2 separate regions of the Homo sapiens genome follow, and region 1 is linked to region 2. Evidence: chromatin loops called from intact Hi-C (ENCODE). Cell type or tissue: heart right ventricle. All regions are shown on one strand. Links, peaks and the distances in the headings refer to the core of each region. The heading gives the core; the rest is flanking DNA.

Region 1 (8,511 bases), core at 1-8,000, 57 kb after region 2:
TCTTCTTTTTGTGAAATTTGAAACATAGTTGGCATGATGGGAAATAAAAACTGACAAAGTCAGGGAAACCCCAATTGTGGCCTAGCAAGCTCCCAGCCATCGTTTGGGCAGACCCCATGGCCATGGCTGGTTCTTCAGCTGCAATGGGGCAGAGGCCTCCCTGGATACAGAGAAGACCGTGAGACCTGATGAGCACGTGGGTGGCTCTGTGGGCTGCCACCCTGCTCCCAATCCCACTTATCATGGCCACAGTGAACTCTGTCATTGAAACGGACTTTCCATGCCAGTCACAAGAACAGTCTATTATCTCAGTGAACGTCAGATACCTCCTGGAAAATTGCGCAGGTTTCTTTATGTCTCTTTGCTAGAAGGAGGAAATGAGGAAACTCCAGCAAGAAAGAAGGCATCATTTTTTCAACAATCACACATAACGTGAGTATGAGCCACCCAGAAAGCTGAGATCTTTAAGAACCAGGAACACATCTTACATCTTTTGCATCCTGGGCAGTGTTTAGCCCAGGACCTTGTCCAGCGTTAGTTCTCAATGAATGGCTGTTGAATGAATGAGTGAGTGAACAAGGCTTGAGTCTTCCTACTCTGGCATCACAGTGTCCACCTGGGAGGCTCTGCAGGCTGAGGTTAGGAGTACGGCACAGGGAGCAACCCCAACCTGGCTCTCACCACCCTCCATGGGCACCTGCTCGTGTTGCCTGACCAGCATCGGCTCTTCCTTCTTTTCACAATGGTACCTGGATTTTCACTGATGCGCTCTCTTTCCCTTCCTCAACTCATCTGATTCAGGTGGAGCTGATGACCCAGCCTCCAGTGGACATGTGGCCTAACCTTGAAAATTATAGAATCAAGTGAGTGACTTATCATGCTTTGGATTCTGGAGGCAACAATCCCATCAAAAAGCGGGCTAAGGACATGAATAGACAATTCTCAAAAGACGATATACAAATGGCCAAAAAACATATGAAAAAATGCTCAACATCACTAATGACCAGGGAAATGCAAATCAAACCCACAATGCGATACCACCTCCTCCTGCAAGAATGGCCATAATCAAAAAATCAAAAAACAGCAGATGTTGACATGGATGCAGTGGTCAGGGAACACTTCTATACTGCTGGTGGGAATGTAAACTAGTACAGCCACTATGGAAAACAGTGTGGAGATTCCTTAAAGAACTAAAAGTAGAGCTACCATTTGATCCAGCAATCCCACTACTGGGTATCTACCCAGAGGAAAAGAAGTCATTCTATGAAAAAGATACTTGCACATGCATGTTTATAGCAGCACAATTTACAATTGCAAAAATATGGAACAAATCAAATGTCCATCGATCAACGAGTGGATAAAGAAACTGTGGTATATATATATATATGATGGAATACTACACATCCATAAAAAGGAATGAATTAATGACATTTGCGGTGACCTGGATGAGATTGGAAACTATTATTCTAAGTGAAGTAACTCAGGAATAGAAAACCAAACATTGTATCTTCTCATTGATATATGGGAGCTAAGCTATGAGGACACAAAGGCATAAGAATGATGGAATGGACTTTAGAGACTTGTGGGGAAGAGTGTGGGGGAGCGAGAGATAAAAGACTACAAGTAGGGTGCAATGTATACTGCTCCGGTGATGGGTGCACCAAAATCTCACAAATCACCACTAAAGAACTTACTCATCTAGCCAAATACCATCTGTATCCCAACAACTTATGGAAAAATTAAAATAAAAAAAAAAGAAGGTCAGGCACAGTGGCTCATGCCTGTAATCCCAGCACTTTGGGAGGCCAAGGCAGGTGGATCACCTCAGGTCAGGAGTTCAAGACCAGCCTGGGCAACATGGTGAAACCCCCGCCTCCACTAAAAATACAAAAACTTAGATGGGTGTGGTGGAAGGAGCCTGTAATCCCAGCTACTCAGGAGGCTGAGGCATGAGAATCACTTGAACCTGCAAGACGGAGGTTTCAGTGAGCCAAGATCATGCCATTGCACTCCAGCCTAGGAAACAAGAGCAAAAAAAAAGAGAAAGAAAAGTAAGCTAAGAGATGCCAAATAAATAAACATATAGCAGCTATAATCTCAACACCCTAAATAAACAGTTAACATTTTAGCAGATTCAGAAAGAAAAGAAAGGAAGGAAGGAAGGAAAGAAGGAAGGAAGGAAGGAAGGAAGGGGAAGGAAGGAAGGGAAAAAGAAAATGATTTTATCCAAGTAAGCCCAGTGGCAATATTCATAATAAACTGCCTTCAATGGCCTGGTCTCTCCTTGAAAATGCTGGCAGATGACTGTGGTCAGGTTAACTTGTCCTTGGGCATCAGAGAACATGGATACAGATGACTAATTGGAAAAAATTAGATTCTGTCTTAGGCCAATAAAACTTCAACAGGCGGCCGGGCACTATGGCTCATGCCTGTAATCCCAGCACTTTGGGAGGCCAAGGCTGGCGGACCACGAGGTCAGGAGATCGAGACCATCCTGGCTAACACGGTGAAAACTCATCTCTACTAAAATTACAAAAAAAAAAAAAAATAGCCGGGCGGGGTGGCGGGCACCTGTAGTCCCAGCTACTCAGGAGGCTGAGGCAGGAGAATGGCATGAACCCGGGAGGCGGAGGTTGCAGTGAGCCGAGACCACGCCACTGTACTCCAGCCTGGGTGACAGAGTGAGACTCCATCTCAAAAAAAAAAAAAAAACTTCAACAGGAACAAGCACCCCTTTGATCTGATGGCTGGACCCAGCTCAGCTACAGTGAGATGCATTTCAAAGTTTGCAAAGAATCAGAGTGAAATTTATAATGCAACTTGAGATCTCATCTTTCAAACACCTATATTAATGCAAACAAAAGGAAAAAAGCCTCATCCACAGCTTGTCAATGTGCCAACTTTGGAATGAGGTTCTCAGAAAGTCTGTGAATTTTTTGCCTTGAGTCTCTTCATTTCTGACCAGGTCCTGAGCTTTTGGCTGGGGCAGTGTCAACAGTCAAGCTCAATTCCCTCCCAACTGGACTTGGTCTCCGTTGGCTCTGTGGTCTGAAAGACCCTCATAAATGACCATGCAGGGATGTGGTCATCCACATTTGTCTAGAAGAACTTGCCAAGGTTGACCACCCTCAGAGGCAGGACCAGGCACCAAGCCAGGCCCATCAGATTCTCAGCTCGGTCTATGAGAAGCTGCTTTTGTTCCAGGGCAATGTGAGGATCTGAGCAGCTTCTCCGCTAGGCTGCATGGAAGGGCAACAGGATCATCTTCTGAAACAAGCCCTGGTTTCAACAAGAACTTGTGTGATGCGTCGAAGCCACTTAAGGACCATATGAGTTTTCATGTGACTATTACAGAAGGGCAACCTGATGCGGGGATGGGATGCTCTGCACCCCGGGCTTGGGCATGGTGAGTAGGACCTTGTGACAGTCACCTTAGTGTGCGGTTTCCACAGAGAAGATTCCACCCTAAGGGGGCCTCAGATAGCAGAAAACAATAGAAACTATTCTCACTCCTAGGAAATGTTTCAAAAATGTACATGGATGCAGAATTGGGTTCCATCATTCTTGGTGGAGAGCCAATCTTTTGGATTTGCCAAACTCACGGGTAAAACGCTGCCAGTTTGGGTCTCACAGATATTCATGGAAACCAAAAGATGATACAGTTTGGGATTTTCCCCAGTAATTTCTTTCTTCTTTTATCTCTCAGGAAGTTCTCCCTTGTGTGTATATGTGTGTGTGTGTGTGTGTGTGTGTGTGTGTGACAGAGAGAGAGAAAGAGAGAGAGAGATCAAGTCTTACTCTGTTGCCCAGGCTGGAGTGCAGTGGCGTGATCTTGGCTCACTGTAACCTCCACCTCCTGGGTTCAAGCAGTTCTCTTGCCTCAGCCTCCCGAGTAGCTGGGACTACAGGCATGTGTCACCACACCCAACTAATTTTTTTTTTTTTGTATTCTTAGTAGAGATGGGGTTTCACCATGTTGGCCAGGCTGATCTCGAACTCCTGACTTCAAATGACCCACCCGCCTCGGCCTCCCAAAGTGCTGGAATTACAGGCGTGAGACACTGCACTGGGCCTGGGAAGTTCTCTTTATACCAATGTTAGTCTGCATCTGAAATGGGGTGGGGGTTGGGGGCGGTGAGGGTGCCAGAGTGTCACAGCTTAACCATTGACAAAGCAAGGAGCTCACCAGGATTCTGACTTCCAGGCTGTCCAGCTCCACCAGGGACATGGCCCCATGCCCTGCACGCATCATTTGTGCTCAGAAGAGATGTGATGGGTAGGTGATGGCAGGCTCCTCCCCTGCCCAGGGAGAAAAGCCAGAACACTGCATGATTATGGCTGTAACTCTGGAGTACACAAAGTTGACACCTGCTTTTATTTCATTCCAAATGTCCGTTTCAAAAAGCAGTGTCTTCTCTAAGAACTAACCCTTCGATATAATCTTGTCCCCCAACCCCGCACCCTGCTTTATTCCAGAGGGTATTTAAAGCAGCTGTCACCCTTAGCTCCTTTCCATAATTGTGACTGGATCTCCATGACTGGTGCTGATAAGTGAGTCATGGCTTGTCACACGCTGCTTTTGAGAGCATCAGCAGAAGACGCAGGGCAGTGTTTGCTGCCCCGGCATGGGTGACTGCCTGAAGGACAGAGAGAGAGAGATGGAGTGATCACTCTCCAGGCAGAGGATAGAAACATGAACATACCATGCACAGGTTCCTGGGGAGGTGTGGGGGAGGTCTCAGGATACCTGCGTGTCTCTGTGCTTTCAGGTTGCCATTACGTACCCACACACATCCTGCAAAGCCTGCCTTTGCTTCCTCTGACTCTGTGCTCTGAGCCATAGGAGGTCTTCTGCCCGCCCTTCCACTTCCAGGGAAGAGTGATCCCCTCCATGAAGGGGCAGCTCTGAAGATGCTCAGAAGATGCCACTCCCAAGACCTCTGGAGGCACAGAGCCTGGGGACTACGGTGCTATGAGGGGCTCACAGAAATGTTTTCATTTTAATTTGCTTCAATTAAGAATAAAAAATGAACATCACGATAATGAATACAAAATAATAAATTGTATTTTATTAATAAAGATGATTATATTCATCTTTATACCAACTCTGTCATAAAGTGGAATTTTTAATCATGTTTTATAGAAGAAGGGCCCATAAAGGCAAAAGTTGCCAGGGGCTCCTGAAAGCCATCTGAGGCCGTGAGGACCCGGACTCTCCGGATGATGGGAAATCCTCGGGGACTAGAAAGCCAGAGCGTGGAAGTTCTTTGTCCCCTCTTCACTCCCTCTCACGTGCCCGAAGTACACAATGTGTACCTGAGACAGTGGCAGGACAGCCTGCTCCACTGAGGGCACATTGAGGGGAAGAGGCACAGACCCCACATCAAATGGCCAGAGAAGCCTGTGGAACACCATAGGAGCCCCCGGCCTCACATGTGCCGAGGCACCCGGGACCAGGCTGGGATTGCATGGACGAACTCGCCCCTAGTCCTCATGCTCATCCCGCCCTCCTCTGGGTAACATTGTTGAGCACCTACTCTGCACACGACGAGAAGGACTCCTGCCCTCCAGGGCCTCCCTGCTGGGGTGGGACAGAGCAGCACGCAGCCCAGGACCAAGCCCTGTGAGGCACGCAACCAGTGCAGGCCATTAGTGCTAAGTGCAGGGGCAGGAACTTTCCAGAGAACAGGCCCTGGGGCCCAAGGCCAAAAGGAGCATGAGCTTGATGTAATTGGGCTTGTACTTTAGAGCCATCACTGTGTGGCCTGCTAAGAATCTATTGCAAGGGGACAAAACTGGAAGCAGGAAGGCAATTAGAAAACCAGCAGTAGGCCAGGCTCAGTGGCTCACGCCTGTAATCCCAGCACTTTGGGAGACAGGGGTGGGCAGATCACCTGAGGTTAGGAGTTTGAGAACAGCCTGGCCAACATGGCAAAACCTCGTCTCTACTAAAAATACAAAAATTAGCTGGATGTGATGGTTCGTGCCTGTAGTCCCATCTACTCGGGAGGCTGAGGCAGGAGAATCGCTTGAACCTGGGAGGCAGAGGTTGCAGTGAGCTGAGATTGCACCTCCACACTCCAGCCTGGGCAACAGAGTGAGACTCCATCAAAAGGAAGGAAGGAAGGAAGGAAGGAAGGAAGGAAGGAAGGAAGGAAGGAAGGATGGGAGGGAGGGAGGGGAGAGAGAGATGAAAGAAAGAAAGAAAGAAGGAAAGAAAGAAAGAAACAAAGAAAGAAAGAAAGAAACAAAGAAAGAAACAAAGGGAAAGAGAGAGATGAAGGGGAAGGAAGGAAGGAAGGAGGAAAGGAGGGAGGGAGGAACGGGAAGAAAGGAAGGAAGGGAGAAGGAGGGAAAGAGGAAAGGAGGGAGGGAGGAAGGGGAAGAAAGGAAGCAAGGAAGGAAGAGAGAAAGGAAGGAAGAAGGAAGAAGGAAGAAAGGGGAAGAAAGGAAGGAAGAAGGAAGAAAGGGGAAGGAAGGAAGGAAAGAAAGAAAAAGAAAGAAAAGAAAGAGAGAAAGAAAGGAAGAAAGAAAGAGAGAAAGAAAGAAAGAACCAGCATTAAACTGGGAAGAACTGAGGATGGAGTGGGTTTGGAGGTGTGGGGCTGGCGAGGAGCCAAGGACCCCAGGACAGGACTCAGACTCCTGGGCCATCAGGAGGATGTGGCCCCTCCTGGGAAGGCACAGAGAGGCAGAAGGGTGGGAAGGGGTGGGGAGTGATTGAGGGATAGGTTCCACCTGAGGAGTTTCTCACAAGCAAAGGCTCTGGTTTGGGTGCGCTTACCTGGTCCCCTTGTTGCTGGAAGTGCTCAGAATGGATCTTCTGGGCTCTGATCATGTGCAACTTTTTTTTTTTTTTTTTGAGACGAAGTTTCACTCTTGTTGCCCAGGCTGGAGTGCATTGGTGAGATCTCGGCTCACTGCAAACTCCACCTCCCGGGTTCAAGCAATTATCCTGCCTTAACCTCTTAAATAGCTGGGATTACAGGCACCTGCCACCATGCCCAGCTAATTTTTGTATTTTTAGTAGAGATGGGGTTTCATCATGTTGGTCAGGCTGGTCTCGAACTCCTGACCTCAGGTGATCCTCCCAAAGTGCTGGGATTAGAGGCATGAGCCACCATGCCCGGCCACGTATGGCTTTTTACTATGTGTTGAGAGGGAGTTTGCACAAAATGGCTTCCCAAGCCCCTCTATAGAAAGTTTGATTCTAAGACCACCAGGAGAAGCAGTAGGCTTCCTGCAGGAAGGCTGTCCCAGGATTTCCCCCAGGGCTGGCGGGCCCAGCACCACAGGCCTCAGCCCCCACACCCACTGCCTGCCTTGCAGCCATCTGGCCCCAGGCTAGAAAGTGCTGGGCTTCCAGTACAGTACCTACAGAGGCCATGGGGCATGAGGAGGGCGGGAAAAGGGGCAGGGTAGGGAGCAGTGGGCACCAAGCTATGGTAGAAAGGGGAGTGGCTGGGAAGGTGGTGAGGAGACTTGGTTTCCAGCACTGGTAACCCGGTGCAACCTTGGGCAAGCCACTGCACCTTTCTGAGCCTCTGTCCTCAACCTGTGCAGGCGGGAAGATTGTCCTGGTCCCCTGGGCCTGCAGGAGGCGGATATTCAGAGTCCAGGGGAGCCCGGGCCACAGCATTCACAGGCTCTTACATCTACATCTGTGTCCTCCCCCACAGAGCTTCCTGGCTGTGGGGTGAAGGCCTCCTCCCCAACCAGCCTCACCCCTTTCCCAACCATCTGGTGCACAGGACCCTACAGCCTCAATGGGTCTTGGCTTCAGCCAGACCCTCTCCCATTGCCAGGTGGGGAACCCCGGCTTCCAGCCCCAGCCTCCCTCCCAGCACAGCCCTCATGAGGGCACAGGCCCAGAGGGGTGGCTCGGTGCCATCTAAATACCTGAAGAATGGGCAGATCCCACGCCTCGGCCACCTTCCCTGCCTCATCAAGTGTTTCCGTCTTCTAGGAGCTGCTGTGGAGATGAAACGGGCATCCCCCAGGCCCTGTGTCCAAAGCCCACGGGCTTTTCTTTTTTCTTTTTCTTCTTCTCTTCTTCTGCTTTTTTTTTTTTTTTTTTTTTTTTTTTTGAGACAGGATCTCACTCTGTCACTCAGGCTGGAGTGCAGTGGCACGATCTCGGCTCACTGCAACCTCCACCTCCCAGGTTTAAGCGATTCTCCTGCCTCAGCCTCCCAGGTAGTTGGGATTACAGGTGTGAGCCACCACACCCAGCTAATTTTTGTATTTTTAATAGAGACAGGGTTTCACCATATTGGCCAGACTGGTCTCGAACTCCTGATCTCAGGTGATCCATCTGCCTTGGCGTCCCAAAGTTCTGGGATTGCAGGCATGAGCCACCGGGCCTGGCCACTTTTCTTACCTTCTAAACAAGACTCCCACCTCGGCAGTGTGAACTTTCAGCCTGGGCTCCCCACCTTGGGGCAGAGGGGGCTGCCCTCCATACAGCGGGGCCTGTGCCTTCCTCCACGCATGGAGGTAACAAGACTCAGA
Region 2 (12,959 bases), core at 2,961-10,960:
CATTGCCAGGCCACCTGCTTCAGAGTCACCTGGGTGCTACTTAAGCAGGTAGATACCCAGACCCCACTCCTTCCCTACTGAATCAGAATCTTTGTGGCAAGGGCCCAAGCATGTGCATTTTAATCAACTTTCTCAGATGATCCCTATATTCATTTTTGTTTTGTTTTGTTTTGTTTTGTTTTGTTTTGTTTTGTTTTGTTTTTTGACAGAGTCTTGCTCTGTAGCCCAGGCTGGAGTACAGTGGTGCGATTTTGGCTCACTGCAACCTCTGCCTCCTAGGTCCTGGTTCAAGCAATTCTCCTGCCTCAGCTTCCCGAGTAGCTGGCATGTACCACCATGCCCAGCTAATTTTTGTATTTTTAGTAGAGAAGGGTTTTCACCATGTCAGCCAGGCTGGTCTTGAACTCCTGACCTCGTGATCTGCCCGCCTCGGCCTCCCAAAGTGCTGGGATTACAGGCATGAGTATATTCTTATATTATAAACTGAGTTTGAGAGTGACTGTCCTACTGCTGAACATCTAGTCTGGCTTTCAAGGCATTGCAAGACCTGACTCCCTCTTCAAACCCTGCTTATTTCCCCCTGAACCCTCTGAGCAGATGCTCTGGTTGGCCTATCCAATAGTCTTCCCCAGCTCCAATCCTTTTCTTCCTACTGACAGAGTGTGAATTCCCACAGTTAAGGCTAAAAATGCCAGATACACACTTTTTCAGCCTTCTTTGCAGGTAGGGGTGGGCAGGGCCCCCATTTCTGGCCAATGAGGGGAGGCCTTCTGGTAAGGGGGGGTTCTGATACCCCCTCAATCAAAAGAGAGACACCTATTTCCTGTCTTAGCATCTGCCACTCCCTTGCTTCCTGCAATTGGATGTGGTTGAGTGGTTGTTTCTGGAGCTGCACTGGCCGTCCTGTGGCCTGAGGTGACAAATCTGTGGATTAGAAGCCACCATGCTGGCAGATGATGGGATGGAAGATGACCGGACCTGCGGCTCTCGATGGGACGGCTGAGCTGTTGCACCAGCGGAGCCCAGCTGCCCTAGGCCTCCCATTACAGGCCGTCACAGGACACCATCGGGGGCAGGCCATGGCTGGCCTGGTTCACTCTTTCTCATGACTGATTCATTCATCATGGTCAGGATGGACTCCCCACTGGCCGCCACATATTCCAGGTTTCTGCAGACCTCAGGCTTCGGCTTCTCATATCCAACTCCTGATACCCATTCATTTTTCTCTGGGCTTTTCCAATTTGTGTACACTCTTTAAGGACCAGTTTGAGTATCGACTTTCCTCTTCCATGAATCTTTGCATACGGCAATTGGCTACATTAACTTCTACTTTAAGTACTGATATGTTTTCTATTTTGTGACAATTCATCTTCCTTCCCATCTAGATTTTAAGCACCTTATACCACCTTTGTTTCATTGCATCTCCCAGGATAGTGATGGGATAAATAAGTGCTCAATAAATCACTGACAATTGATGGTGTGATTGATCGCTGATCTAGGACAACTACAACTGAAGCAACATTTTAGGTCTTCATTGATTTGCTTTGCAATTTCCTTCATAGATGACTGGAACATAAATCTTCAGTTAGGGCCAGTTCAAAGTTTTCCTGACTCAAAATATTGCATTCAAGATTGGTATTTTATTAACCAGAGTTGATCAATTCTGTCCTCAGATCTGTGTAGATCTCCAGAGAGATAGAAAGGAAAATGCTATTGGATGGAGAAAAATTACTAAAATAGGAACGAGAACAATAAAACAACATGAACACTAGCTGATAAAGACCCTGAATGAAAAGGACCGAAATGAAATCAGTTGAACTAAGACCGGAGACGGGGGGTCTTCTGTCCTCCGCTCCCTTCTCCAACCATCCCCTCTGCAATCTCCCACACTGCAGGCAAAGTTCACGGAAGTCTGTTTAAAAGACTTGTGAACTTTATAGGGTAAATGCATTCTACTTATATATTTAAGTCGTGGGAGTTTCAAGATAGCTCAAAATACTTGCTAATTTTCTAACTGGGGTCTGAATTTTCTGGTTCTTACTGAGTGAACTTTTTGTGCCTACTTATATTCTGTTACCTGAGGCAAGGGTCATCTTGCTATGCTTTTATATCTTTTTCTTAATTCTCGCCACATGTTGTGTCTCTTAGATCCAGATTTCAGTTTTAAATTTGGAACCGGGGGAAGGGAGCTCACATTTATTGTGGGCCTACCATTTGCCAGCACTTTATATAAGAATCACATTTCATCCTTCCAGCAGCCGTGTGAGGTGGATAATATTGTTCTCATTTTATGGATGAGAAAACTGAGGCTCCAAGAGGTTAAATACCCAGCACGAAGCAACTCTGGCGTTAATCCCCACGGCAGAAACTTTTCAGTTCTATGTGTCAGAAATTCAGCTCACACGGGCTCAGCAAAAGAGTGGTTTCCTGATTCCCATAACTGAGAGATGTCGGTACTTCCGACCCAGCAGGACCTAGAGGCTGAGATGCTGTCCTCAGGACTCGGCCTGGCTCTGTTTCACGCTCCCTCTGTCCCCAGGTGGGCCCTTCCTTACCTCGTAGGGTCCAGAAGGCTCCCAGCACTCCCAGTTGACATCTCACATTCTCAGCTATCCCAGCAGGAAGAGGACTTCTCTCAATGTTCCACCAAAGGTCCAGAACAGAAGCTCACTGGCCTGGCTTAGACACCATGTGCTGTGGTCTGAGTGTTTGTGCCCCCGTCCAAATGTATATGTCAAAACTTCACCCCCTATGTAAGAGTATTTAGGGGCGGGGACTCTTGAAAGGTGGCAGTGTCATAAGGGTTGAGGGTTGAGCACTCATGAATGGGATCAGTGCCCTTATAAAAGAGGCCGCAGTGAACTCTTTTCCCTATGTGAGAACACAGTGGAAGGACAGCCGTCTATGAACCAGGAATCAGGCCCTCACCAGACACCAAATCTGCTGACATCTTGATCCTTAGGCTTCCCAGCCTCCGGAATTGTGAGAAATCACTTTCTGTAGTTTCTAAGCTGTCCGATGTATGGATTCTGACATAGCAGCCCAAGCAACTCAGACACCCTGCTTACCCCCAGAACGCTCACTCCCCTAGTCGGGGAGTGGGGTAGAGAGTGCTCCTGAGCCTCAGGGCCCGAATAGGGGTGGCATCGTCTCTGAAGTCAAGTCCGAGGGGGTGTTTCTGGTAGGAGGGGAAGGGATGGTGGGAAGGCAGAATGATGCTCAGCCCTGAGCGGGGATGCACAGGACCAGCCCGGCCGTCCCTCGACCCAGGAGCAGGTTCTAACCACACAGCCCTTCTCTGTCCTAACCCTGCACCATCTCCAAGTTGTCAGGTGGGGAGAATGGAAAGCAGATCTTTATTCCCCTTGTACAGAGGGCTCATAGCTTGTGGCATATGTATGTGGATTTGTGCTAGAGAGCACAGAACAGAAATCAGAGGGACTCAGAAAGTAGGTGGGGAGGAAATGCACACCATAGGATGCTTCTTCTGCGCCTCCTCCTGTGTTAGAATTGAGGCTCCAGGATGTCTCCCCATGCTAGGGCCGCTCCCAAGCCCTCATCCGGGCCCACTCTTCTCCCCTGACCCCAGCTCTGACCCAGGGACATGCTCCTCCTTGAGGAAGCGCACTGCAGGCAGATCCATCAGACCTACCGTCAGCTCTGAGGTGCCTTCTCTTAGTCCTTCGTCTATACAGATTGTTGGCCACCATATTTCGCCCAGGCTGCAGTGGAAGAGCCCTCGGGCTCTGGAGCCTATGACCTGGGTGAGTGTCTCCTCTTAATACCACCTCTCAACTCTTGACCTCCGGCAAGTTACTTAACCTCTCTGTGCCTCGGTTTGCCTTATCTGTAAATAAATTGAGGTAGGTGAAGCCCTTAGCACAGTGCCAGGGGCATATGCAGTGTGAAATAAATGTTAGCTATTATTATTATTACTTCCTCTGGGCATGGTGAAAATGTAATGAGCTAATGCACAGAAAGCACCCAGAACAGTGACCAGCATGGAAGTTCATGCTTAGTCAATGTTTGTTGCTGTTATACCTTAGAAACCAGCAGGACATACCAATTGTCACTTCCTGGCCAGGCTCACAACCTTAGCTGTCTGTTCAATCAACCTGACGAATTTTTAAAATATACCCATCAATGGGCCTCATCCTAGCTCAGTGGGTCTCAGCTTTGGCAGCTCAATGCAATCACTTGGGGAGCTTTAATAGCTATGGATAGCTAAGCTACATTCCCAGAAACTCTCACAGAAATGGCCTGTAGTGTCCTGGCCGGTGAAATGTGTCAAAGCTTCCCAGGGGTGGCCAGAGCTGAGAACCCTGTCTTAGGAGGATCTAATTGGAAGAGAGGACATCATAGATAATATAATAGTGACATCATAGGTGACAGAGGAAATGCCCGGTGGCTCTGAGACCAGCAGAGAGGTGCAGGCAACTCTCTGGGGGTCCAAGACATGGTCCCTCGAGGGCCTCCCGGTGGGTATTGAGCCAAGGAGCAGCCAGTGGTGATCACAGACTCCAACCAAGGGCTGGGCCCCTCCAGAGTGAGCAGAGCCCTGCTCAGCCAGCTCCTGCAAATATCAATCCTGCAGGAAGGGTTGTGGGGAGAAGACACTGTTCCAACCAACTGACCTGCTGGATTGGAGGATCTAGAAACCTACACGTGACTCTGGCCAAGATAAAATGCTTCAAGATTCCTGGGTACGCTCCACATGGATGAGGGCTGTGTCTTTTTATTCACTGATTTGTGCCTATAGAAAAGACTTACTACAAGGCAGAAGCAGTGCCAGGCGAGCAACATAAACGCAGCCTCTGCCTTCGTGGGCCTGACCATCTAGAGAGGCATGTGGATGTGCACACTTGGAGGCCCACAGGGGTACCTGGTTTGTGGGGTGTAGATGCTGCTCACTGAGCTGGCAGCAGGGTGGGACCACTAGGTTTGGAGCAGGGTATGGGCTTGTGGGGCAGGGACTCTAAGTAGAGTCATTCGTTTTTGCATCTCTAACACAGTAGCTGCCTTCTTGGGCCACATGTTCGAATCTCCTAGGGAGCTCTTAAAAATGACTGAAGCCCAGTCCCCCACCCCTATGCATTCTGCATTCTTTGACCTGAGGGTGAGGTCTGAGAATGTGAATTTAAACTTTCTCCTATGAGTGGACATAGCTGGGCTCTGGACAAGTGCTCTAATGCTTAGCATAGAACCTGAATGACAGAAGGACTCCACATGGCATATGGAGCCTGGACAGGGAAGTCCTAGTTATGGCAGTTGGGGGTGCAGGCTGGCCCTCCAACCCCTGTAACCTTCTGGGATGCTTCCTGGAGGGGCACCAATCTGGCATTAAGATTTGAGGGAGGAGAGAGAATAGCTGGGGGCCGGGGCAAGAGGCAGGGCTCCCATTCTTGTAGGCTTGCCGATTTTGAACAAATTTGCCAGGCAGGCCTCGCTTGAATTCTTGGATGCAGAAGGAAAGGAAGGCTCAGAATCAGATGATGTCCTTCCCCACTGAGCTCAGCCAGGGCTGGCCTTGCTAACCAAGGACGCTGCACCCAATGGCCTTGCTCCCCTGTAATCTATCCGAAGACCCTGACAGAACCCTCAGGCTTAGAAACAGGAGGTGGGTCTTGAGGGCCACTGGAGCTCCTGGAAGAACAAATGAATGAGCTCATTCTTCAAGGGAACGCAGGGCCGGGACAGAAGCTACCGTCTGCCAGATGCGGCTCTCTGTGCAGCGCCTTTCTGAAGATTCAGACTGTTCCCATGGTAATTTGAGTGAAATCGTGGGGGAAGCAGCTCATCACCGCATGGTCAGTTAGACATAAAATGTGTTTTAAAATAATTTTCTTTGACTACATCTGTTATCAAAAATCACACCCACCTCCAGAGTATACATTGCAATTTTTAAAAGTGAAAATTGAGGAAAAGTGCATTCTTATCAAAATAGCCCCCTCTTTTTTTCTCCCCTCTCTCTCTGCCTCGAAGCCATCAAATTGATTCAGCTTAAGGCTAAATATAGGGTTGACTAACAATGATTTCCACAAGAGCTTTAGAAATCGCTTGTAAGCGAGCAAACGGAAAATAGATCGTCCCACAACCACATCAACCAATGTCTGAGACAACAGCCTAAATCCAGCTGCTGAACTGAAACGCAAAGGAATGCTCTGTCCCTTGGCTGGCCCAGCAGTTGCAAGGCCCCAGCAGAAGGGGAGACATCGATGGCGCCCAGTGCCCTCAAGGCGGGTCTGGCTGGTTGCTGTTTGGAGATGTTCCCTGGGAGGGGCTGAGGGGTTGCCGTGAGAAGCCCATTCATTCCACTGTGGGTCCCAGGGTGGGTTTTCTGGAAATCAAGTACTTTGTGAGCCCTGGCTCTATGTATCATAGCAAATGAGACCCTTTGCATGTTTTGCATCTCTTAGGAGGCCTGGAGTATTGGCAATAGCAGGTCAGAGAGGAAAGGCGAGCTGCTGGCCCAGGATGCTACAGAAGGGGCCTGGTCAAGAATCACGACCAAAATAGCTCCTGTTGACAGGAGAGGCTCCTCTTCATCAACGCCCCTTATTAACCTTTGCAGAACACCGTGACTGCTCTGGCCTGGCAGGCAGTTTTAGTACCATCCTGATGCCTGGGCAAGACGGGATCCTCCCTCAGCCCTGTGCCCCTGAGGGCCCCACTCCCCACTCCACAGGGTAAGAGGTCCAGGGCCCACTGGGATGTGTCCACCTAGAGTTTTTGCCTCACCTTCTAGACCAGGGTTTGCAAATGACTCCTGGGCCACTAGTTTCCATTCAGCTCATAAGCTAAGAATGGTTTTTATATTTTTAAATGGTTGTAAAAACATCAAAGGAAGAATGATATGTGAAAATTACATGGAATTTAAATTTTGGTGTCCATAAGTAAAGTTTTCCTGGAACATTGCCATGTTCATTTGTTTGCATAGCGTCTATGCTGTTTTCACCACAAAACGGCAGACTTGTGTAGTTACGACAGAGACCGTATGGCCTGCAAAGCCTGAAATATTTATCATGTGGTCATTTGTAGAAATACTTGCCAATCCGGGCCTAGACCATTCTTAGTGCACCTGGGACCCCAGCATTCCCTGCCCACAGGACCCCAAGCCCCTTCCATCACAGGACGGGTTTTCTTCTTGAGGATGGCCAAGGGGCAACTGTCTGTAGGGGACGTAGATGGAGCTTCCACAGTACTTGCCAGTCCCCTTGGTGTGTGAGAAATGGGGGTGAGAAGAGGAATGAGGTACACCTGGGCTGGAGCCTCAGAGCTGGCCATCTCTGACTACCTCGTTCTAGCACGGAGCCCTATGGAGTCCAAGAATTCAATGTTAAAATCTGGCCTTCTGGGTTTGTCGGGAGAGGAAGGCAGACTATATTTTGTTAGAGTTAACTTGATTTATTTTTATTTTATTTATTTATTTATTTATTTATTTATTTATTTATTTTTGAGACAGAGCCTCACTCTGTCACCCAGGCTGAAGTGCAGTGGCAGGATCTTGGCTCACTGCAACCTCTGCCTCTTGAGTTCAAGTGAGTCTCCTGCCTCAGCCTCCCGAGTAGCTGGGATTACAGGCATACGCCAGGTTAATTTTTGTATTTTTAGTAGAGACGGGGTTTCACCATGTTGACCAGGCAGGTCTCGAACTCCTGACCTCAAGTGATCCACCCGCCTCAGCCTCCCAAAGCACTGGGACCACAGGCATGAGCCACCGCACCTGGCCAAGTTAGCTTGATTTGTAATTTTCAAATGTTCAGCAGCATGGCATGTGGGCCTCCATTTGTGTTCTTGCCCTGGGGTTTCATGTGTTGGGGGATTCTCTAGACCACTCCCTTCTGGCCCCACCAGTTGAGGTGCTCTTCACCCAGAGTCACAGGGATTCCTCCCAAACCCACTCTGCCAGAGGTATGTGCTATCACACTTACACAATTTAACTCAGCACTTACAAATTAATGAAACATGAATGTGAAAATGACAGCTTTTTTGTTGAAAAGACCCAAGAAAGATGAGTCTCTAGAAATCAGTGGCATTGACATAGGTGTGGGCAGGACAAGTTTACATGTTTGGGAGAAAAATTGAATATTCATAGGACTCTTGCATCGTATATTCCTTTAAACCTTTGCTCTATTTTTAGAATCAAAACTGCAGAGCATAGCCTGTTTATACACTTGTAGTTTGTATAAGGAAGAAGACATAAAGTTCCCGCAGAAAGACAAGGCATAAGCCAGGGCCTTGACCCTACATCAAAAGATAGGCAAATCAGTGTGCATTTTTGCTTTTTACATGAAATAATTTTAATATCTTTATCATTGTTTATAATTCCCTACTTAATATTTTTGATTAACTCTTCAGTTAATAATTCCATAAGGACAGTTCTATAGACGATGCCATCTTATGCCATCATGGCGAACACAATTAAGCCCTATAGGGAACATTGTCCTGAAAGGTACCGAAGCTCTACAGGCATTATTTCATTTAATTCTCACAGGTCTCATGTGACAGATGCCCCTATAGCTCTCGAGCCATAGGTAATGCAACTATAAGTCGGGTGTGGTGGTGACGCACCTGTAGTCCCAGCAATTCTGGAGGCTGAAGTGGGAGGATGGCTTGAGCCCAGGAGTCCGAGGCTGCAGTGAGCCATGATAGCACCAATGCACTCCAGCCTAGGTGACAGGAGTGGAACCCTCTCTCTTAAAAAAAAAAAGAAAAAAACTAAAAGGTAATACAACTAAAACTCAGAGAGGGCAAGCCACTTGCCCAAAATCACACAGCTAGTAAGTGAGCAGAGACTTGAATGCAAGTTAGCCCTTACTCTGAACTCGTGAGCTTAACATCTGTGCCATCCTCCACATGGCAGGCCCAATACGTGCAGAAGAAATGAACAAATGAATGATAACCCCTAAGCAGCAGGTCTTGCTAACTGGATTGTGGTTCTCTGCGGGAGTCAGTGTGCTGGGTGGGAACAGACAAAGCTATAGGCAAGACATGGCACAAGAGCGTTGATTCTACCTGAGAGCAATCAATAGAAAACTTTTAAAATGTTTAAGTGAGGCCAGGCCCAGTGGCCCACTCCTGTAATCCCACCACTTTGGGAGGCCAAGGCAGGCAGATCACCTGAGGTCAGGAGTTCGAGACTAGCTTGGCCAAAAACGCTGTCTCTACTAAAAATACAAAAATTAGCCAGACATGGTGGGGCACACCTGTAATCCCAGCTACTCGTGAGGCTGAGGCTGGAGAATCACTTGAACCTGGGAGGCGGAGGTTGCAGTGAGCCGAGATGGTGCCACTGCACTCCAGCAGGGCCAAAGAGTGAGACTCTGTCTCAAAAAAAAAAAAAAAATAGTTTAAGTAAACTTGTATATATCACGGAATGAGATGCAAAACATTGCATCACTTCTAAATAGAAACCAGAAGACTTCAAAGAAACTCTGAGGTTCTGCCCTGCTTTGACCTATATCCCCATACCCTGCGGAGTTTGCCGTTGTTCTTGGCTCCTCGATGGAGATTTCGAGACACACAGTCCCACAGAGTACCAAAGAGGATATCCTCAGGGTCAGGGAGGAGAAGAAAGGTGCAGGCGAGAAGGCTGAGTTTGAGCCTTACACAGCATTGCCGGGTTGTATTTGGACACCAGGCAGAGGGTTTGTGGGACAGGGTGCTAGAAAAAGCTGTTGCCAGGCCCTGACATTGCCTCATAGTGCAATGCAGGAGGAGGGTGGAGAGGTGGGGAATTCATTCTGGGCATATGGGAGGGCACATACTCTGTGTGGCCAGAGCCCGTGGGGAGCTAGAAAGGACAGAAGGCTGCTGAGGTGCAAGCCTCTATTGAGGCTGCATCATGACTGTGCTGAAAGGGAAGAAAAGTGTTCTTCTGGCAAAGACTGAATAACACCTCTGCTTAGGAAAGCGACCGAAGGATAGATCATTACCTCCAGGGGCCTGGGGCAGCCCTCTTCCCTAAGCCCTGGGCAGAGGGGCCGATGTCCCTGTGCTTCCCTAGAAAGCCCTCTGGTGGCTCATTTTACAAGTCCACTTGACTGACCATGGGGTGCATGGATTAAACATTACTTCCGGGTGTGTCTGTGAGGGTGTTTCTGGGGAGACTGGCATTAGAACTGAGGGACTGAGAAAGCAGATTGCCCTCCTCAATGTCGGTGGGCATCATCCAATCTGTTGAGGGCCTGAATAGAACAAAAAAGCAGAGGAAGGAGGAATTGGCCCCTTTTCCCCCTGCCTCATTGCTTGATCTTGGACATCTCATTTCATCTTCTCTTGTTCTCAGACTGGGAATCTCACCATCGGTTCCCCTGGTTCTCAGACCCTTGGGCATGAGCTGAATTGCACCATGGCTTTCTGTTTGTCTGGGGAACGCTGACTAATACAAGGCATCTCAACTTGGGCATTACTGAGGCTGTAGGGTCACGGTAAGCCCTGAAATTGCACATGTCTGTGCACTGTTATGGGGAGAAGATCCACAAGGTCACTTAATCCTCCAAAAGGTGAAGAGCTGTTGCCTTCAGGAGCCCCAGGGAGAAAAACCAGGCTTGAGGGTTTTAGGTAAACCAGCCGCAGAGCCCTGAACCCTATCTTCACAGAGCACTGATTCCAGCCTCTCCCACTGACAGAAACTGTTGGGTTTATGATTTATGTAAGTGTCCTAATCGCCACTGAATTGATCAAGGCAAAGGGGTATTTAAGGAATGAAACCTGAACTGCTCTGCAAGGTGAGGGTTAGGAATATCTTATACTTCCCTGCAGCTGGAGCATGCATGAAGTTAATTATTGCATACAACAGCATTGTAAAATTTGGAGAAAGAGCATAGGGCTCCAAGAAGTATTGTCCTCAAAGTTACAGAACTGGTGACCTAAGACAGAAGCCACCCATTAACCACTGGACCTTGGACAAGTTGCTGTCTTCAGGATTCAGAGTCCTCATCTATAAAATGGGATTAATAGGGTTGTTGTGGACGTTCAATCATATAATGTGGACATTCAATGTGTAAAGAGTTTACAGAGTGAAAGATGAAGTCACTGCTTGATAACTGTTAGTTTTTATTACACTACTGATAATTACTTTATTAAATGTTTCTGTCAGTGATAGTTGGGGAAAGGAGAAATAATAGAAGATACTATTAGAACTAAGCCTACAATTGATATGTAACTTGCAGCTTGCCCTGCTGAGCAAAAAGGCATAAGGATAACAATTCTTAGAACCAAGGCTACAATTGATACGTAACTTGTAGCTTGCCCTGCTGAGCAAAAAGGCATAAGGATAACAATTCTGCCAAGGGCTCCTTCTGCGCCCCTCCTCACATGCACTAACTGAATTGCTCCTCTCAACAACCCATCCTGTGATTGAGGAGGCTGAGACTCAAAGAGATTAACTAATTTTCCCAACTCACTCCTCAGTTTGGAAAAGTGGAGGCACGACATTAATTGGACTCTGTCGTAAACCGCTGGTCTCTGTCTCTGGAGCAGGGGTGTGTCTGGACCACAGAGCATGGGCAGAGAGGGCCTGCTCCTTCATCAGTGATGAGTTGTGTTGGGTGAGAGTACTCTTGGATGCACAGGTCACCAGACTCAATTCCCCTCCTTTCCTCATTAGAAGCTTCCGCTGAAATCTACACCTTGGCAGGATGCAGAGCTAGGAAGTTCATAAATCAGAGAATCGCTGAGTGACAAACTGCAAAAAAGGAAGTGACACTTCCCTAGGAGATGTGGAGATGCTGTTTGTGAACAAAAAAGCGAGAGGGACTTGGCCCCATGTCTGCAAAGAGACAGGTGTGCTTCTGCAGGGGGGCCTGCGCCGACCCAGGTCTGCAACCCTTGTGTTACCTATCCATTGCTGCGCAAGCTCGGCTTTGGCCCCACAGTGCACGCCTATCCTGTCCCCCAACCTCATCACTCCCAGCTGTGTCTGCTCACTGCTTCCTGTCACCCCGAGTATGCAATTCAGACTCAGTGTCCATGAGGCCCTCTTATCTGGGATTGACCATTCTCCCTCCTCTTCCCAAACTACTTGCACCGGCCACATCGGCTTCCAGAGCTCTGCTGGGAAACACAGTGTGCTCCTGCCTCAAGGGTTTGCTCAGGTGTTCCCTCTGCTGCAGGGCTCCTTCTCCAGTTCTTTAAAGGGCTGATTCCATCCCATGGTTCAGATTTCAGCTCAGCTCTTAGCTCTTCAGAGAGACCTTCCCTGACCTCCCAATTTAAATTATACTCTGAAGCCAATCACCATGACGTTGACCTTTGTAATTTTCTCCATTAAAGCCTTCAAAATCTTCACCTGCAACTATTTCATTATTTCTTCCTCCTCTGCCAGAAGGTAAACTTCCAGAGACAGAGGCCAGCCTGTCCTGATCACTAGGTGGTCCAGAGTTAGAACAGCAACTGGGTCGAGTGGGCCCTCTGAATCCTCACAAGTTGGCATCTGAATCCACAAAGGAACTCAAGCTCTGGCCGCTCAGCCTGTGCGCCTTGGTGGGTGCACAAGGCGGTGACTCTGGCTTCTGGGCAGCCATCATCACTCTGGACCATGCTCAAGGCGTCTCCTCGGGTTGCTACTGTAGGTTGTTGCTTTACCAAGACAGTGGAGGGGGATGGGCAGGAGAGGCCGTTGATGTTTCTTGAGTTTTGATTTTTTTTTTTTTAATTATGAGGAACTAGATACAGTCTTGCATTGTTGAATGATGGGAATATGTTCTAAGAAATGCATTGCTAGGTGATTTCGTCGTTGTGTGAACATCATAGCATACACTTGCACAATCCTAGATTGGACAGCCAACAACACACCTAGGCTATGTGCATGGTCTATTGCTCCTAGGTTACAAACCTGCACAGCATATTACTGGGCTGAATACCGTAGGCAATTGTAACACTATGGTAAGTATTTGTGTATTTAAACATAGCTAAACATAGAAAAAGTACAGCAAAAATATGGTATAAAAGATAAA

The links. A loop is a pair of places that touch in the nucleus more often than their neighbours do. Peaks named below come from ENCODE experiments on the same cell type or tissue, not always from the same donor. Only the 100,000 strongest peaks of a DNase experiment are listed, where the experiment ranks them.
Region 1: it touches region 2 in a loop (3-fold over the local background); 2 of 110 quality-filtered maps call a loop at or near these places.

The regions. Positions count from the first base shown.
Region 1 is chr2:100,611,808-100,620,318 of GRCh38, reverse strand. No RefSeq gene overlaps it. Among named protein-coding and RNA genes, the nearest start is that of LINC01849, 12 kb to the right of the region's middle. In heart right ventricle, for the core only: no CTCF peak of the experiment used is centred there; a DNase peak (open chromatin) is centred at 4,218.
Region 2 is chr2:100,667,501-100,680,459 of GRCh38, reverse strand. LINC01868 (long intergenic non-protein coding RNA 1868) reads left to right here and starts at 497. Exons shown (of 3, transcript XR_001739611.1): 1 at 497-2,982; 2 at 3,590-4,703; 3 at 10,289-12,428. In heart right ventricle, for the core only: no CTCF peak of the experiment used is centred there; no DNase peak of the experiment used is centred there.